Linked DNA regions of Homo sapiens: region 2 is linked to region 1. Evidence: chromatin loops called from intact Hi-C (ENCODE). Cell type or tissue: heart right ventricle. All regions are shown on one strand. Links, peaks and the distances in the headings refer to the core of each region. The heading gives the core; the rest is flanking DNA.

The links. A loop is a pair of places that touch in the nucleus more often than their neighbours do. Peaks named below come from ENCODE experiments on the same cell type or tissue, not always from the same donor. Only the 100,000 strongest peaks of a DNase experiment are listed, where the experiment ranks them.
Region 2: it touches region 1 in a loop (2.6-fold over the local background); 18 of 110 quality-filtered maps call a loop at or near these places.

What each region holds. Positions count from the first base shown.
Region 1 is chr22:42,775,361-42,785,907 of GRCh38, forward strand. It overlaps the pseudogene RPL5P34 and the pseudogene GOLGA2P4. Among named protein-coding and RNA genes, the nearest start is that of A4GALT, 60 kb to the left of the region's middle. RefSeq lists a silencer at 4,817-4,866. In heart right ventricle, for the core only: a CTCF peak has its summit at 4,888 (motif pointing right); a DNase peak (open chromatin) is centred at 4,981; H3K27ac peaks cover 431 bases.
Region 2 is chr22:43,028,466-43,037,032 of GRCh38, forward strand. No RefSeq gene overlaps it. Among named protein-coding and RNA genes, the nearest start is that of TTLL1-AS1, 5.8 kb to the right of the region's middle. RefSeq lists an enhancer at 5,582-6,083. In heart right ventricle, for the core only: CTCF peaks have their summits at 5,593 (motif pointing left) and 5,795; DNase peaks (open chromatin) are centred at 5,586 and 7,906; H3K4me3 peaks cover 41 bases; H3K27ac peaks cover 287 bases.

The DNA.
Region 1 (10,547 bases), core at 2,985-7,984:
TCACCCTCCACTTGTCTGTGTACCTCATTCTTCCTGGACACAGGACAAGAACTCAGGCAAAGGCTGGGATTACAGGCGTGAGCCCCTGTGCCCGGCCCAGTACCTTGACTTTGCTGCAATGCATTCCACTTCCTGTACCATTTGTTTATTTTTATTTTTATTTTATCATTATTTTTTGAGACAGAGTCTACTCTGTCCCCCAGGCTGGAGTGCAGTGGTGCGATATTGGCTCACTGCAACCTCCGCCTCCTGAGTTCAAGCAATTCTCCTGCCTCAGCCTCCCAAGTAGCTGGGACTACAGGCACATGCCACCATGCCCGGCTAATTTTTGTGTTTTTAGTAGAGACTGGGTTTTGCCATGTTGGCCAGGATGGTCTCGAACTCCTGACCTCAAGTGATCCACCTGCCTTGGCCTCCCAAAGTATTGAGATTACTGGCGTGAGCCACCACACCTGGCCCAGTACCTTGATTTTGATGCAATGCATTCAACTTCCTGTATCATTTAAATGTAGTGGAATTGTTATAAAGACTAATGTTATAGGCCAGGCGCGGTGGCTCACACCTGTAATCCCAGCACTTTGGGAGGCCGAGGCAGGCGAATCACAAGGTCAGGAGTTCGAGCTCAGCCTGGCCAACATGGTGAAACCCTGTCTCTACTAAAAATACAAAAAATTAGCTGGGTGTGGTGGTGGGTGCCTGTAATCCCAGCTACTTGGGAGGTTGAGGCAGGAGAATCGCTTGAACCCAGGAGACGGAGGTTGCAGTGAGCCAAGATTGAGCCACTGCACTCCAGCCCAGGCGACAGTGCGAGACTCTATCTCAAAAAAAAAAAAAAAAAGATGAATGTTATACCTCCCAGTTTTCTGGATAATGTTCTCCGTAAGGTTTATACATTGACTACGATGCCAATTATAGTTAAGGGCAAGCTTGTTTCTCATAAATGATGTGACTTCAAGTTAATTACTTGGCTTTTTTTTTTTTTTTTTGCTGGCCCTAAGTTTATTGTCTGTATCTGAAAAATCATCATAGAAAATTGTTTGGTTTAGCTCTCAGCAGCCCGCTCCTGAGCTCTGAGGAAGCTTGCCTTCTTTTGAGCTACCTGATCCTTCTTCTGAGCAAGGGGCATTTTGGGAAGGTTCCACCTCTCCTTTTTAACTTCTTTCTTGGGCTTCTTTTCATAGACTGGATTCTCTCGTATAGCAGCATGAGCTTTCTTATACATCTCCTCCATCATGTCTGGAGTTACGCTGTTCTTTATGTATTGAGAGAACTGTTTCTTGTAAGCATCGTCATCTTCTTCCATTAAGTAGCGCATGTAATCTGCAACATTCTGGCCCATGAAGTGCTTCTGGTGTACTCCTGCATTAAATTCCTTGCTTTCAGAATCATAACCAGGGAATCATTTGGTGCTGTGAGGGACAGACAAGCCTCCATCCACAACTCCCTTCAGGGCGCCAAAAACTTTATTGCCAGTGGTAGTTCTGGCAAGACCTGCATCCATACAGCAGGTGAAGGCACCTGGCTGACCATCAGTACTTTCCACATTGTATTTATCGCCAGTCACCTCCACTTGGCCGTCATAGATCTTGTCCATGCCAAACCTATCAAGAAGCCTGCGGGCCAGCAGCAGGCCAGTACAATATGCAGCAGCATAATTTGTCGGGCCAACCTTCACACCGTATTTTGGCAGTTCGTGTGCATATGCCGCGCAGACTATCATATCCCCCTCTATACGGGCATAAGCAATCTGACAAATGATATCTCTGTCAGTTACACGAACAATCATCCTATACTTGGGTGTGTTGTATTTATTTTTATCCTGTATCACCAAGCGTTTCCGAGCATAGTAATCAGTTTTACCCTCTCGTCGTCTTCTAAATTTCACTTGGTATCTGTTAAAGTAGGCCTTATTCTTAACAACTTTAACAAACCCCATCCAGCGGAACAGAGACCCGCGTCCGCGGCTCGACAGAGACCTGCAGGCCCAGCGGTGCCAGGGAGGGGAAGAGGCTACTTGGCTTTTTTGAGCCCAAAAGCCTGAATTTGTTATATGATGGGATCAGAATCCTTTGTCTCTGAAATTCTTTTCAACTCTAGTTGTGGGTCATTCTATATTTTAGTCAATAGTTAAGTTATCCATAAAAATGACATATTTCTTCTAAAGCCAAAATAGAAAATCTGTCTTCTTTAAGAGCAATTTCTGACCGGGCATGGTGGCTCATGCCTGTAATCCCAGCACTTTGGGAGGCCAAGGCAGGTGGATCACCTGAGGTCAGAAGTTCGAGACCAGCCTGACCAGCATAGTGAAACCCCGTCTGTACTAAAAATACAAAAATAAGCCGCTTGTGGTGGCTCATGCTTGTAATCCCAGCTACTTGGGAGGCTGAGGCAGGAGAATCGCTTGAACCTGGGAGGCAGAGGTTGCAGTGAGCCGAGATCGTGCCATTGCACTCCAGTCTGGGCAACAAGAGTGAAACTCCATCTCAAAATAAATAAATAAATAAATGCAGAAGGAATAATAAAATTAGAAAATTACTATTTTTTTCAAATCCTTTATGAAATGATGAATCTAAGTAATAATCATCAGTGTTGTTGTTGTTTTTTTTTTTTTTTAGACGGAGTCTCGCTCTGTTGCCAGGCTGGAGTGCAGTGGTGCAAACTTGGCTCACTGCAACCTCCACTTTCTGGGTTCTAAAGAGTTCTCCTGCCTCAGCCTCCCAAGTAGCTGGGACTATAGGCCCACGCCATAACACCTAGCTACTTTTTGTATTTTTAGTAGAGACAGGGTTTCACCATGTTGTCCAGGATGGTCTCGAACTCCTGACCTCGTGATCTGCTCCCCTCGGCCTCTTAAGTGCTGGGATTACAGGCGTGAGCCACAGCGCCCAGCCAATCATCAGTGGTTTCTAAAACCATTGGGTGAAAGATAGATAAGAAACCTTATTACTGTATCTATTGATGAATCAGGCCAACCACATTTGAACAACATTTGATTGATAACAAGACATTATGTGCCTCTTGATGTGGTACCATCGGAAGTACATAGAGAATAGAGTATACATATATAAAGTGGCTGGAAGCAGTGGCTCATACCTGTAATCCCAGCACTTTGGGAGGCCGAGGCGGGCGGATCACCTGTGGTCAGGGGTTCGAGACCAGCCTGGCCAGCATGGTAAAACCCCGCCTGTACTAAAAATATAGAAAATTAGCTGGGGGTGGTGGTACACGCCTGTAGTCCCAGCTACTCAGGAAGCTGCGGCAGGAGAATCACTTGAATCTGGGAAGCAGAGTCGGCAGTGAGCTGAGATCATGCCATTGGATTCCAGCCTGGGCAACAGAGCAAGACTCGTATAAAAAAAAAATACAGTATACATATATATCCTTACCTAAATAAATAATTTTTTTTTTTTTGAGATGGACTTTTCGCTCTTTTTGCCCAGGCTGGAGTGCAATGGCGCGATCTCAGCTCGCCACAACCTCTGCCTGCTGGGTTCAAGCAATTCTCCTGCCTCAGTCTCCTGCCTCAGTCTCCCAAGTATCTGGGATTACAGGCGCCTGCCACCACGCTCGGCTAATTTTTGTATTTTTTGTATTTTTTTTTTTTTTTGAGACAGTCTTGCTCTGTCGCCCAGGCTGGAGTGCAGTGGCACGATCTCCGCTCACTGCAAGCTGCGCCTCCTGGGTTCACGCCATTCTCCTGCCTCAGCCTCCCGAGTAGCTGGGACTACAGGCGCCCGCCACCACGCCTGGCTAATTTTTTTGTATTTTTAGTAGAGACGGGGTTTCACCGTGTTAGCCAGGATGGTCTCGATCTCCTGACCTTGTGATCCGCCCGTCTCGGCCTCCCAAAGTGCTGGGATTACAGGCGTGAGCCACCGCGCCTGGCAATTTTTGTATTTTTAGTAGAGACAAGGTTTTACCATGTTGGTCAGGCTGGTCTCGAACTCCGGACCTCAGGTGATCCGCCTGCCTCAGCCTCCTAAAGTGCTGGGATTACAGGCGTGAGCCACTGCACCTGGCCTAAATAAATACATTTTAAAAATGGAATCAGAAGCAAGCCTCTAAATCTCTCTTTTTTTTTTTTGAGACAGAATTTTGCTCTTGTTGCTCATGCTGGAGTGCAATGGCGTGATTTCAGCTCACCGCAACCTGTTTCCCGGGTTCAAGCGATTCTCCTGCCTCAGCCTCCCAAGTAGCTGGGATTACAGGCATGCGCCACAACACCCAGCTAATTTTGTATTTTTAGTAGAGACGGGTTTCTCCATGTTGGTCAGGCTGACCTCGAACTCCCGACCTCATCTGATCCGCCCGCCTTGGCCTCCCAAAGTGCTGGGATTACAAGCGTGAGCCACCATGCCCAGCAATAAGCCTCTAAATCTTACTATCAGTTTATCAGAAATACTATTCTGTATTCATTAAAATGAGAAAACTTAGTGAGTCTGAACTTAGCAAGCTTAGTGACAAGGTAGAATACTGTAAACTGCCAGGCACGGTCGCTCACACCTGTAATCCCAGCACTTTGGGAGGCCGAGGCAGGAGGATCACCTGAGGTCAGGAGTTTGAAACCAGCCTGGCCAATGTGGTGAAACCCCATCTCTACTAAAAATACAAAAATTAGCTGGGCATGGTGGTGGGTGCCTGTAATCCCAGCTACTTGGGAGGCTGAGGCAGGAGAATCGCTTGAACCTGGGAGGCGGAGGTTGCAGTGAGCCGAGATCACGCCACTGCACTCTAGCCTGGGCGACAAGAGTGAAATTGCATCTCAAAAATCAAAACAAAACAAAAAAACACACAAAAACAAAAACATTGGCAACTCTCACACCCTGCTGATAGGAATGCAAATTGTCCTATGCAGTTTGAATTTGACAGTACATACAAAATGGGAAAAAATCATCCCCTTGCCACTAGATGGCGCTTACTGGCTTTCAAGTACTTTATCGCATGTATTGTCTTCTGTTACATTGCTGCCTTCCTGTTTTTACTTCTCAAGGATGGCTGGAGGAAGGGGCTGGGCACTAGGGATTAGAGCCTCACAAGAATGCTGTAATCTGGATCCCAACAGCCATATCTGCTGTGGAACCATGTTGCCCCAGGGGACACATCTCTGAGCGTTGCTGTCTTCCCTAGCCACTTACATTATTCAGTTCCTTAGCAATATCTATCTCTGATACTGTGTTAAGGGTCTTTTTCTGAAGAATACACATTTTAATAAGTCTAATTTTTAATTATTTCACATAATATCTGTGCTATTTAACTTTTCTCTTTTTTATTATTATATTTATTTTTTTAATTTATTTTTTGAGACAAAGTCTAGCTCTGTTGCCCAGGCTGGAGTGCAGTGGCGCAATCTTGGCTCACTGCAACCTCTGCCTCCTGGGTTCAAGCGATTCTCCTGCCTCAGCCTCCCAAGTAGCTGGGATTACAGGCATGCGCTACTAAGCCTGGCTAATTTTGTATTTTTAGTAGACACGGTTTCTTCACGTTGGTGAGGCTGGTCTCGAACTCCCGACCTCAGGTGATCCACCTGCCTCAGCCTCCCAAAGTGCTGGGATTACATGCGTGAGCCACCACACCTGGCCTACTGAAGCATTCTATTCAAAATATTCCTATTCTGTTTCAAAAATATTAATTGCCCATCCCTGGGGTAATATCACACTTCCTGCTCCACAGAAATCAGGTTTGGAGACATAATTTGTTTTAGCCAATAGTATATGGGCAGAAGTTATGTTTGTCACTTCCAAGCAGAAGCTTCAAGAGCCAGAATGTGACTTGCTGTGGGGTTTTTGGTTTGTTTTTCTTTTTCCCTGCTATGAGATCAGTCATGTTCTAGAGGCTGTTTCATCAGCTTGGGTCCCAACGTGAAAATATTGGCCATCTACAGTGGACCTGAATGAGAAGTAAACCTTTATCTCCGTAAGCTGCTGAGATGTTGGAGTCATTTGTTCCTGCAGCATAATGTATCGTATCCTGACCGATATACTGGCCATTTCTTATTTTTTATTTTTTTTGTGACAGAGTCTCGCTCTGTCGCCCAGGCTGGAGTGCAGTGGTACGATCTCGGCTCACTGCAAGCTCCGCCTCCCGGGTTCACGCCTCTCTCTCCTGCCTCAGCCTCCCGGAGTAGCTGGGACTACAGATGCCCGCCACCATGCCCGGCTAATTTTTTTGTATTTTTAGTAGAGATGGGGTTTCACCATGTTAGCCAGGATGGTCTCGATCTCCCGACCTCGTGATCCGCCCACCTCGGCCTCCCAAAGTGCTGGGATTACAGGCGTGAGCCACTGCGCCCGGCTCTGGCCATTTCTTAAACATCCTTTCAGACCAGTCATGACCTCTGTGAGGTTCTGCACATGCATGGCTGCCTAATAGTTAATGATACAAGTAAACATTTTGTCTGGGTGATATGGATTGGATCTGAATCCCCACCCAAGTCTCATGATCTGTTGTAATCCCCAGTGTTCCAGGTAGGGCTCGGGGGAAGGCCATTGGATCATGGGGCAGAGTTCTCGTGAATGGATTAGTACCATCTCTCTTGGTACTGGATAGTGAGATCTCACGAGATCTGGCTGTTTAAAAGTGGATAACACCTCCTGTCTCTCTCTCTCAGTCCTGCGCTTGCCATGGAAGACTCATGCTCCCACTTGCCTTCTGCCTTCTGCTTTGAAGCTCCTTGAGGCCTCCCCAGAAGCAGAAGCCACTATGCTTTGTGTACAGCCTGCAGAACCATGAGCCAATTAAAGCTCTTTTCCTTATAAATTACCCAGTCTCAGGTATTTCTTTATAGCAGTTCAACAAGTGACGAATACATTGGGGAAAGCTCCATTGCATGCCCCCCCACTTTTTTTTTTTTGAGACTGAGTTTCACTGTTGCCCAGGCTGGAGTGCAATGGTGTGATCTTGGCTCACTGCAACCTCCATCTCCTGGGTTCAAGCAATTTTCCTGCCTCAGCCTCCTGAGTAGCTGGGATTACAGGCACCCGCCACCACGCCTGGCTAATTTTTGTATTTTTAGAGGAGATGGGGTTTCACCATGTTGGTCAGGCTGGTCTCGAACTCCCGACCTCAGGTGATCCACCTAACTCAGCCTCCCAAAGTGCTGGGATTACAGGCGTGAACCAGCGCACCCGGCCCATTGCATGACTTTTGGCAAAAAAAAAAAAAAAAACAGGTTCTGCCCCCGACTAAGGAAGCCAAGAAGAGCAGATACTTGCTCTCCTAGAGTCCTTACAGCTAGAGAAGTGTGACGTGACTCCTATCCACTCCAGCCTGGGTAACAGAGTGAGTCTCACAAAAAAAAAAAAAAAAAAAAACCCAGAAAATAAAAAATGAGAGTCCATGAAAAGATTATTTCAAATTCATCCTTGACAGGAATTTAAATTCTTCTCCTCCATATAGATTGTTGTGAAAACACATTAATATTCTTTTTCCCTGGTGCGGAAGGAGGGAATAGAAAACCACTTTTTTTTTTTTTTTTTTGAGACGCAGTCTTGCTCTGTCACCCAGGCTGGAGTGCAGTGGCGCGATCTCGGCTCACTGCAAGCTCCGCTTCCCGGGTTCACGCCATTCTCCTGCCTCAGCCTCCCGAGTAGCTGGGACTACAGGCACCCACCAACACGCCTGGCTAATTTTTTGTATTTTTAGTAGAGACGGGGTTTCACTGTGTTAGCCAGGATGGTCTTGATCTCCTGACCTCAGGTGATCCACCCGCCTCGGCCTCCCAAAGTGTTGGGATTACAGGCGTGAGCCACTGCGCCTGGCCTAGAAAACCACTTCTATACTGCCTATCACCATGCATTGACTCTCACTCTGCTTTTTGGATCATTTTCTTCGGAAAAAGTTTCTCATAGTGTGTCTTGACTTTTTAAAAAGTTGTGTATTCAAAGCACTTAAACATGGCTGGGCGAGGTGGGAGGCTGAGGTGGGTGGATCATCTGAGGTCAGGAATTCAAGACTAGCCTGACCAACATGGCAAAGCCCTGTCTCTACTAAAAATACAAAAATTAGCCAGTTGTGGTGGCTCACACCTGTAGTTCCAGTTACTTGAGAGGCTGAGGCACAAGAATCTCTTGAACCCAGGAGGCAGAAGTTGCAGTGAGCCAAGATCACGCCACTGCACTCCAGTCTGGGTGACAGAGTGAGACTGTGTCTCAAAAAACAAAAACAGCCTGGGCGTGGTGGCTCACACCTGTAATCCTAGCCCTTTGGGAGGCCGAGGTGGGCGGATCACGAGGTCAGAGGATCAAGACCATCCTGGCTAACACGGTGAAACCTCGTCTCTACTAAAAATACAAAAAAATTAGCCGGGTGTGGTGGCGGGTGCCTGTAGTCCCAGCTACTCGGTAGGCTGAGGCAGAATGGCGTGAACCCGTGAGGCAGAGCTTACAGTGAGCCGAGATCGTGCCACTGCACTCCAGTCTGGGTGACAGAGCAAGACGCTGTCTCAAAAAAAAAAAAAAAAAAAAAAAAAAAAAAAAAAAGACTTAAACACACTGACAGATACTGAAGAATGCAGAAAATGGTATGAATGTGAATATCTGACTTTATACCGTGTCCTAGTGGCAGCAAACCCAAACAAAACCGAAGTGCTTTGTTTTGATCACATTCGTTGGGCTTCAGATGTCAACTAGGAACAGCTTTGGCTTGTGTTTGCAGCTTTTCCTCTGTTGCTTTTTCCCACCCTTAGCTTAGTAACAGTGATCTGGTCCTGTTAAACGTGGGTGTGGACTCATGCCATGACTGACTTGCTTCTCTATAGCTTTTCTAGTGCCGTATTTGCCTTGTCTAGAATATCCTGCCTGCCATATCTGATTCCTTTTCTAAGACTCATACTCAGGCCGGGTGCAGTGGCTCACTCCTGTAATCCCAGCACTTTGGGAGGCCACGGCGAGCAGATCACCTAAGGTCAGGAGTTCAAGACCAGCCTGGATAATATGGCAAAACCCCGTCTCTACTAAAAATACAAAAATTAGCCGGGCATGGTGGCGGGCGCCTGTAATCTCAGCTACTCGGGAGGCTGAGGCAGGGGAATTGCTTGCGTCCATGGCACTGAGGAACCTTCTCTCCTGCATGGCCCCCTAACCCCCTGCTCTGTCATATGACAGACGCCCAAAGACCATGCTGCTTCTCTGCAGCCATCTGATGACACCATGTTACCTGGCAGTGTCCATTCCCCTGGTGCCAGTCTCAGTAGCATGGCGGCACCTCAGGTGGGAGCCTCCCCCCCATCTGCCCACTGCCCTCCTGTACTTACTATGGATTCTCCTCTCCTTTCACAGGTAGCTTGTTCCCTAGTGCCAAGTGCCCTTCCTGGGACCGGGCTGGTGGAAGGCTCACACTGGGCTTTTCCTTGTGGTCTGGGGAGACGGAAGATTGTTGGAATGAGCTTGGGAGCTTGGCTCACCCCGTCCTGGGTGATTCTTACCAGAAATTGAATGACCACCTCATATGTTTCTTCCCACACAGAATCATGATGCTGACACTGGCCTCAATCTCATGGATGAAACCAAGTGTCTCCCATCGGGGCAGCAGTCTCTAGGCCAAGGGAGTCAGGGAAGCCACTGCTCATGACCTCCTTTCCCATCGAGCCACCTGCATCCCTCACCCCTGTGTCTCCACCTCCAGGACTTTCTCATCGACGGAGAGCCTGCGACAACTCTCCCAACAACTCAATAGTCTTGTTTGTGAGGTACCTCAGGAATTGAGGGGGGTGCGGGGGGAAGGAAAGTATGATAGAAACTGAGGCAGGGATTCACGAGAGAGAGGGGAGATCCTGGGACCAGCCGATTTGCTGGGCAGTGTTGAGGAAGTCACCTCTTCCCTGAGCCTTCTCCCTGGAAGCTGTTCACAGGGAGGAGGTGGACCCCGTGACTGGCTGCATCATTTTATGCTGCCGCAGAAGAACCGGATGAGAGTTGCTCGGGAGGGAGGGATGGTGGGGAGGTAAGAACCATGAGAGACGTTGGCACAAAGGGGTTACGGGACGAAGGGTCCAAGTTAGGCAGAAAAGTAAATGTTGCCAGTTGATGGGGAAGAAAGGAAGTCAGAGGGCTTAGACACTGGGGGACAGAACATCTCAGGTGCAATCTCCTCTCTCGTAGTCAACAACATCTGTCAAAGGGGAGGGCCTGCATCGTCTGCTAACCTGAAGGATCTGGAGGTGAGAGTTCCGGAGCCATAGCCCAGTGTCCCTGCAGCCCAGCCCTCCAACCTCCATCCCACAGCGGGGGCTGGGTGCCCCTCTGCCAGCTGAGGGAGCCCACACAGCTCCCAACCCTAATGCCTCCTCCCATAGAGCAGGCTGGATGCCCCTCTGCCAGCTGAGACAGCCCACACAACCCCCAGCCCTAATGATTGCTCTACCTGTCCTCACAGTCCTCTTCCACCTCCTTCTCTCTGCATGCACCTCAGGATGAGAGGCTGTGGGAGCAGGAGAAGACGCAGGAAGAGGAGAGGCTGCAGGAGCTGGGCATAAGGCCGAGCTCTGGGGGGAGCAGGTGAAGGCGCGCGTGCAAACCCTGGAGGCCATGCAGACCGAGCTCACCACCGTC
Region 2 (8,567 bases), core at 3,043-8,042, 250 kb after region 1:
CTAGTCCCAAGCTCACCCTCCCTTGGCACTGGCCCATGTTCCAGCTCTACCAGCTGGGCTGTTCTCCACAAGCCGGCAGGTGGTGGGCAGGGTCTGAAAACTGCCTGCCCGGGGAACCATGGGAGGGGAGGGGCAGCACCCAACAGCAGGTATGCCTTCATGGCGGCTAACAATAGCAGGAAAGCAACCAGACCCAGGCACAGGTGCACAAGCTCAGCCACCTGGGAGGTAGGAATAGCCATTACTCTCATGTCACCATCTGTAAGGAAATAGACTCAGAGAGGTGAAGGAGCCAACCTGAGCTCACACAGCCAGTAGGTGGGCAGGGAGCGCCTCCACGGACTCCTAATTACAGAGCCCAGGCTTTTTAGCTGGAGGTGTCCAGCACCATTCTGCACACTGGGGCTACTGAGGGGACTGTGATGACAAGCTCCTGCCCAGGCTGGAGTGCAGTGGCGGGATCTCGGCTCACTGCAAGCTCCGCCTCCCGGGTTCACGCCATTCTCCTGCCTCAGCCTCCCAAGTAGCTGGGACTACAGGCGCCCGCCACTAAGCCCGGCTAATTTTTTTTGTATTTTTAGTAGAGACGGGGTTTCACCGTTTTAGCCGGGATGGTCTCGATCTCCTGACCTCGTGATCCGCCCGCCTTGGCCTCCCAAAGTGCTGGGATTACAGGCGTGAGCCACCGCGCCCGGCCGGGGGAGAAACATTCAACAAAGCAACAAGTGAGCAGAAATTCCTTCTCAGGGCCACGGAGCTTGGCCTGTCCTCGCCCTGGCTTCTCCATGCCGTTCAGTTCCCAGGCTGGTGCTGTCTTTCCTCCCTGCCCCTGAAGTGGCTCTTTCCCCATCCCAGAAGTCCCAGAGCAAAATCTGGGTCTCCCCTGAAAGCTGGGTCAGTGCAGCACATACCTTCAGCTGAGGGCACTCAGAGGCAGAAAGGACATCTTTTCCATGTGTCCCTTCTATGCACCCCTGGGGGAATCTGCCCTCTGCTTGAACTTGCCCTTGACAGGAGACTCATTACCTCACAAGATGGACCACTCTATACCCAGGCAACGCTAATGGAGACATCCCCTGGCCCCTAACACTCGGCTAAGCATGGTGGCTCATGCCTGTAATCTCAGCACGTTGGGAGGTTGAGGTGGGAGGATTCGCTTGAGTCCAGGAGTTCGAGATTAGCCCTTTTTTTTTTTTTTTTTTTTGAGACGGAGTTTCGCTCTTGTTGCCCAGGCTGGAATTCAATGGTGTGATCCTGGCTCACCACAACCTCTGCCTCCTGGGTTCAAGCGAGTCTCCTGCCTCAGCCTCCCGAGTAGCTGGGATACAGGCATGCAGCACCACGCCTGACTAGTTTTGTATTTTTAGTAGAGACGGGGTTTCTCCATCTTGGTCAGGCTCTTCTTGTACTCCTAACCTCAGGTGATCCACCTGCCTCGGCCCCCCAAAATGTTGGGATTATAGGCATGAGCCACCGCGCCCGGCCGAGATTAGCCTTTTTTTTTTTTTTTTTGAGATGGAGTCTTGCTCTGTCGCCCAGGCTGGAGTGCAGTGGCGCGATCTTGGCTTACTGCAAGCTCCGACTCCCGGGTTCACGCCATTCTCCTGCCTCAGCACCCCCAGCAGCTGGAACTACAGGCACACACCTCCACGCCCGGCTAATTTTTTCGTATTTTTAGTAGAGACGGGGTTTCATCATGTTAGCCAGGATGGTCTCTATCTCCTGACCTCGTGATCCGCCCACCTCGGCCTCCCAAAGTGCTAGGATTACAGGCGTCAGCCACCGTGCCCAGCAAGAGATTAGCCCATTTTTAACCCTTCCTATTGCCCTGACACCTCAACATGCCCACACACAGGCTGAGAGCACCCCACCCTGGCAGCCAGGCAGCCCCGTGGAATAAGCCTGGTCCCTGCTCCAGGTTCCCTTCCAGCCTTCCCCTGAGGGTCACCCAGTCACTTTGAAACACACCAGTGAGATCTGCTCACGTCTCTGGCTAGTGCCCCCCGCCCTGACCCCCCAGGAAAGGCACTTGCCTGTGGGTCCTCAGGCCCTCAAGCTCTCTTGGCCCCGAACCTGCTAGGTGGGCCTGCTCCCTGTGGGCTCCTCCCATCCAGCCCCCTACATGGGGGCTGGCCTTCCTCTCTGGGGCCCGTGAGTGTAATTGAGCCCTTCACCTACACCTGTCTGAGTGTGATTTCTGCGGCTGTGCTGGAAAGACCCCAAAAGGCCAAAGGGGCTTCCCTGTCTCCAGCACTCCCTCCCTCTGTGGAAACAGCGCCCCTCACCCATTCCTTCTGTGCTCTGCTCCTCACCTCGGCCCCCAGAAACACATGCACATCACGAATTGCCCCTCATCACCTAACAGTCCCTGAACTCCTTTGTGTTACACCTAAATCATCCCTCTTAAGACTAAATGTCTTTGATTTCCCAATCATCCCTCGCCCGCCTGCTGCTCTCCCTCCATTTTTGCTGCTCTGACATTGTCCATAAATGCTTCGACAAATGACCAGCGTTGCCTGGGAGTGGAGGACAGATCTCGGCCCTTGCCCTCCAGTTCCTCCTTATCTCAGCCTGGGGGTGGATAGCAAAGACCCAGGCAATAAGAGCGACACAGCAGGAGGACAAGGACCATCCCAAATGAGTAGACGGCCTGGTTCCCACAGTCGTTCGGCCATCACGTATCAGTGCTGCACGCATGTGTCAGGCTGGGGCCAGGCAGAGGCACGCGGAGCTGGAGGCTGTGCCGGGGAGAAAGCACAGAGGCACATGCCTGACCCGGATCATCTCAGGGATATGAGTGCTTTGGAGAAAACGGAAGAAGGTGGTAATAAAGTGGGGCTAGAGGGATCACCAGGAGAGCCTCTCTGGGACCGGGCATGGTGGCTCACGCCTGTAATCCCAGCACTTTGGGAGGCTGAGGGCAGGTGGAGCACCTGAGGTCAGGAGTTCGAGACCAGCCTGACCAACATGGTAAAACCCCGTTTCTACTAGAAATACTAAAATTAGTCAGGCATGGTGGTGAGTGCCTGTAATCCCAGCTACTCAGGAGGCTGAAACAGGAGAATTGCTTGAACCCGGCAGGCAGAGGTTGCAGTGAGCCAAGATCATGTCACTGCACTCCAGCCTGGGTGACAGAATGAGACTCAGTCTCAAAAAAAAAAAAAAGGAGAGCCTCTCTGGGAAGGTGGCAGACAGGATAGGCTGCTCCAAGTGATGAAAAGAGCCAGGCCTGCAGAGATGGGGGAGGAGAATTCTAGTAGAGGGGCCTGCCATGCAAAGGCCCTGAGGCAGGGAGGGGCATGACGCTTGAAGATTGCTGTGTCTCCAGCAAAACCAGCAAGGGCAGAAGGGAGGGGGTGGAGGGGGAGGCCAGAGAGGCGAGGAACTTGATTTTATTTATGTTCCAGGGGAGGCTTTTGGAGGGCATTAGGGCTCTGATAGAATCTGATTTATGCTTTAAAATGCAAGAGAGGCTGGGCGTGGTGACTCATGCCTGTAATCCCAGCACTTCAGGAGGCTGAGATGGGAGGATCCCTGGAGCCCAGGAGTTCCAGACCACCCTATGCAACATAACAAGACCCCCATCTCTAATATTTTTTAAAATAATAATAAAATGTAAGAGAAAGGAGAGACCATTGGAGACTAGAGTCACCAGGAAAGGCTTTATAGAAGAGGCAATGATGCCTTCTACCACAGAATTAGAGAGGAGTCATGATTTCCTATGAGCAGTACAAAAATCACCCCTTTAAAAATGCGGCTGGGCATAGTGGCCCCTGCCTGTAATCCTTTGGGGGGCCAAGGTGGGCGGATCATGTGAGCCCAGGAGTTTTTCTTTTTTTTTTTTTTTTTTGAGATGGAGTCTCGCTCTGTCACCCAGGCTGGAGTGCAGTGGCGTGATCTCAGCTCACTGCAAGCTCTGCCTCCCGGGTTCACACCATTCTCCTGCCTCAGCCTCCCAAGTAGCTGGGACTACAGGCGCCTGCCACCATACCCGGCTAATTTTTTGTATTTTTAGTAGAGACGGGGTTTCACCGTGTTAGCCAGGATGGTCTTGATTTCATGATCCATCTGCCTCGGCCTCCCAAAGTGCTGGGATTACAGGCGTGAGCCACCGCACCCAGCCGTGCCCAGGAGTTTGAAACCAGCCTGGGCAACATGGCAAAACCCCATCTCTACAAAAAATACAAAAAATTAGCTGGGCATGGTGGCACATGCCTGTAGTTCTAGCTGCTCAGGAGGCTGAAGTGGGAGGATCGCCTGAGCCTGGGAGGTTGAGGCTGTAGGGAGCTGTGATTGTGCCACTGCACTCCAGCCTAGGTGATGGAGTAAGACCCTGTCTCAAGAAAAAAATAAATAAATAAATCAAAACAGTTTCTCCCAGGAAGGCATACGAATGGCCAATAAGCACATGAAAAGATACTCAACATCATCAGCTGTCAGAAAAAATGCAAATCAAAACCATAATGAGATACTACTTCAGGGGAGCAGTGGTTCACGTTTGTAATCCCAGCACTTTGGGAGGCCAAGGCAGGCCAATTGCTTGAGGCCAAGAGTTCAAGACCAGCCTGGGTAACATGGTGAGACCCTGTCGCTACAAAAAAATAAAAAATTAGCAGCCAGGCACGGTGGCTCATGCCTGTAATCCCAGCACCCTGGGAGGCCGAGGCAGGTGGAGCACAAGGTCAGGAGTTTGAGACCAGCCTGGCCAACATAGTGAAACCCTGTCACTACTAAAAATACAAAAGTTAGCCGCACGTGGTGGCATGTGCCTGTAATCTCAACTACTTAGGAGGCTGAGGTGGGAGAATCGACTGAACCCAGAAGGCAGAAGTTGCAGTGAGCCGAGACCACACCACTGCACTCCAGCCTGGGTGACAGAATGAGACTCTGTTTCAAAAAACAAAATAAAATAAAATAAATAAAAATCAGCAGGGTGTGGTAGCATGCACCTGTAATCCCAGCTGCTTGGGAGGCTGAGGTGGGAGGATCACCCCAGGAGGTCAAGGCTGCAGTGAGCTGTGATCATACCACTGCGCTCCAGCCTGGATGACAGAGCCAGACCCTGTCTCAAAAAAAAAAGAGCTATCAGGCTGGACGTGGTGGCTCACGCCTGTAATCCCAGCACTTTGGGAGGCCAAGGTGGGTGGACCACCAGGTCAGGAGTTCAAGACCAGCCTGGCCAAGATGGTGAAACCCCATCTCTACTAAAAATACAAAAATTAGCTGGGCATGGTGGCGGGCGCCTGTAATCCCAGCTGAGACAGGAGAATCACTGGAACCTGGGAGGTGGAGGTTGCAGTGAACCAAGATTACGCCATTGCACTCCAGCCTGGGCAACAGAGCAAGACTCCGTCCCAAAAAAACAAAAAGTTCTGATTTCATTTTAACCAGTACAAGATGCAGGAAGGGAAGCTGCCTGGTGACGTTCTTGCTATTCAGCCATGGCCTCGAGGCAGCATTATTCATAACCATGAGTAGCGTGGCCTTTCTGAACAGCTTCTGAAAAGCACGTTTGTTACTGCAGCTTTGCAGTTTACCTCCTTCTACATTCAGGGCTCAAACCCCGTTTAACACACGCCCCCTACTGGGCCACTGAGAACTGCTCGTCTCTGCAGATCCCCTTCCACCCGGTGTGCAGGCTCCCTGTGCACAACTCCCCTCCTCCCGTCCCTAGGGCACCGCCTGAGTTCACATTGTGGCCTGCACTGCCAGATCTCCCTCTAGCCTCTCACCAGCTCCGTCATCCTTAGAGAGGCACATCTCTAAGAACACTGATGCCATCACTCAAAAACATTTGGCTGGAAGCCGGGCACGGTAGCTCATGCCTGTAATCCCAGCACTTTGGGAGATGGAGGCTGGCGGATCACTTGAGGTCTGGAGTTCAAGACCAGCCTGGCCAACATAGTGAAACCCCATCTCTACTAAAAATACAAAACTAGGCCAGGCACGGTGGCTGATGCCTGTAATCCCGGCACTTTGGGAGGCTGAGGCAGGCGGATCACAAGGTCAGGAGATCAAGACTATCCTGGCTAACACGTCAGGATGTAGACATGTTTAGTAGAGAAACCCCGTCTCTACTAAAAATACAAAAAATTAGCCGGGCGTGGTGGCGGGCGCCTGTAGTCCCAGCTACTCGGGAGGCTGAGGCAGGAGAATGGCATGAACCTGGGAGGCGGAGCTTGCAGTGAGCTGAGCTCACGCCACTGCACTCCAGCCTGGGTGTCAGAGTGAGACTCCGTCTCAAAACAAAACAAAACAAAACTAGCCGGGCATGGTGGCGCATGCCTGTAATCCCAGCTACTTCTTGGGAGGTTGAGGCATGAGAATGACTTGAACCCAGGAGGCAAAGGTTGCTGTGAGCCGAGATTGTGCCACTAGCCTGGGCAACAGAGTGAGACTCTGTCTAAAAAAAAAAAAAAAAAAAAAAAAAAAGGAAAGAAAGGGGGGAGGGGAGGGGGGAGGGGAGGGGTGGGAAGGGGAGGGGAGATTAGGTGAGTTAAACTGGAATTGTGGGGGAATGTTGGCCAAGTGGCAGGCAGGGTGGGCCTGGGCCTGAGGGAACGCCATGGGCCCCTAGACTTGTTCCTGCTGACAGAGCGCCAGCGGCCGGGCAGGAGCATAAGCAAGGTGGGTTTGCATCTGTCACTGGAGGAGCGCTCCGAATGCTTCTCAGGACAAAAGCAGGAGGCCGCCATTGTTCACAGGATGTGAGATCTAATATGGTTCAGGCTGGGGCAAATCAGTGAAGATCAAAATCCCTCGTCTTCCACAATGAGAGACTGGAATCAAAAGTGGATGTGCTCCCACCTGCTCACAAAGGGTCCTCACGTGCCCCAGGGCCCTCCACTGGGGCACAGTTCACATTAGGGGACACACAAACAGCCTGAGGGTGCCCAGTCGCTGAGCAGCCCCAGTCGCTGTGCCGTTACCAGCAGGCAGGGCCCTGCAGGAGACCTTGGCCTCCCCAGACCACAGGGGCTGCAGGGCTGCTGCGGGGAGAGGGCCAGGCGGCCGCAGCACAGCTGGGAATGGCTCCAGAGGGGAGGGTGGAGAGTGCGCTGGCCCCTGGGGGCACTCAGAGAGGAGCTGCGTGTGTTTGGCACTGGTGGACATGGTGTGTGGCAGTGTGAGCCAACAGGCCAATGGGTGGCAAGCATAGGAGGCTTTATGGAGCACCCTGAAGAACCACTGTGTGGAGGGGAAATGGCCCCCTGTGAGGAAAGTCCTAGCAGCTGGTGGAGCGCAACCAGATGCGGGTCCAGACTGATGGGGTCTCCATGGCAGCCCAGGTGGGAGGCGGAGGAGGAGAAGGGAGACAGTGAGAAGGTTGTCACCAGGCCCTCACTAATACCCGGGGAGCAGCCCGTGTGCAAAGGAGGTGAAGGATGGTGGTTTTCTTTTGTTTGAGATGGAGTCTTGCTCAGTTGTCCAGGCTGGAGTGCAATGGTGCGATCTCGGCTCACTGCAACCTCCGCCTCCTGGGTTCAAGTGATTCTTCCGCCTCAGCCTCCCAAGTAGGTGGGATTACAGGCATGAACCACCAAGCCCAGCTAATGTTTGTATTTTTAGTAGAGACGGGGTTTCACCTTGTTGGCCAGGCTGGTCTCAAACTCCTGACCTCAGGTGATCCACCCACCTCAGCCTCCCAAAGTGCTGGGACTACAGGCGTGAGCTACTGTGCCCAGTCGAGGATGGGTTTATATTGGGAAAACCAAGCCTATCAAACTTGGTGAAAACGACCACAGGATGCAACCCTCTGGCCTGGGACCCACCCCATCAAGTGTGTGGGGGCTGACAAGAAAACAGCAACGGCTCCCGGACAGCTCCCAGCAGGGCTCACTGCTTAGCCCCAGCCTAGCGCTGAATGGGGCTGTTCCTGGCCCGACAGCCTCCCGAGGCCTGCTGCCAACACCGCACCCTTCCCACCCGTGTCCTGGAAGTGCTCAGAGGAAACATCTGCCCAGAACATGACATCACTAAATCATTAATGAGACAGTCACTATATGACATAAATCCACTTAGCAGAGCCTCACTCTCACCTAGCAACTGGGTCACCAGCAAACTAACCACTTGGTGTGACTCTTCCATTAGGACTGCGTGGCCCCGGAGCCTCAGAGGCCAACGTTCCCAACCAGGGACTCCACCCTTCTCCCAGAGGGAGGCAAAAACAACACAATGTAACTGAGAACCGGGTTGTAAAAACCGGTGGAAGAGCTGGGAACAGTTAACGGGGTGTCTTTCACTTCTGCGTGTAGGAGCCGAGGTGGAGCCGCCAGCTGTGCAGAGGACACCCCCTCCTGGGAGGTAAGAGGGCTCGCCAGAGCCAGCAAGGCGTGCGGGCAGGGTCCCTGTGCGGTGGTACTGGTTGTTTCTGAGGCAAACAGAACTCCCCCCCTTTTTTTTTTTGAGACGGAGTTTCGCTCTTATTGCCCAGGCTTGAGTGTAATGGCGCCATCTCGGCTCTCCGCAACCTCCGCCTCCTGGGTTCAAGCGATTCTCCTGCCTCAGCCTCCAGGCTAATTTTTGTATTTTTAGTAGAGATGAGGTTTCACCATGTTGGCCAAGCT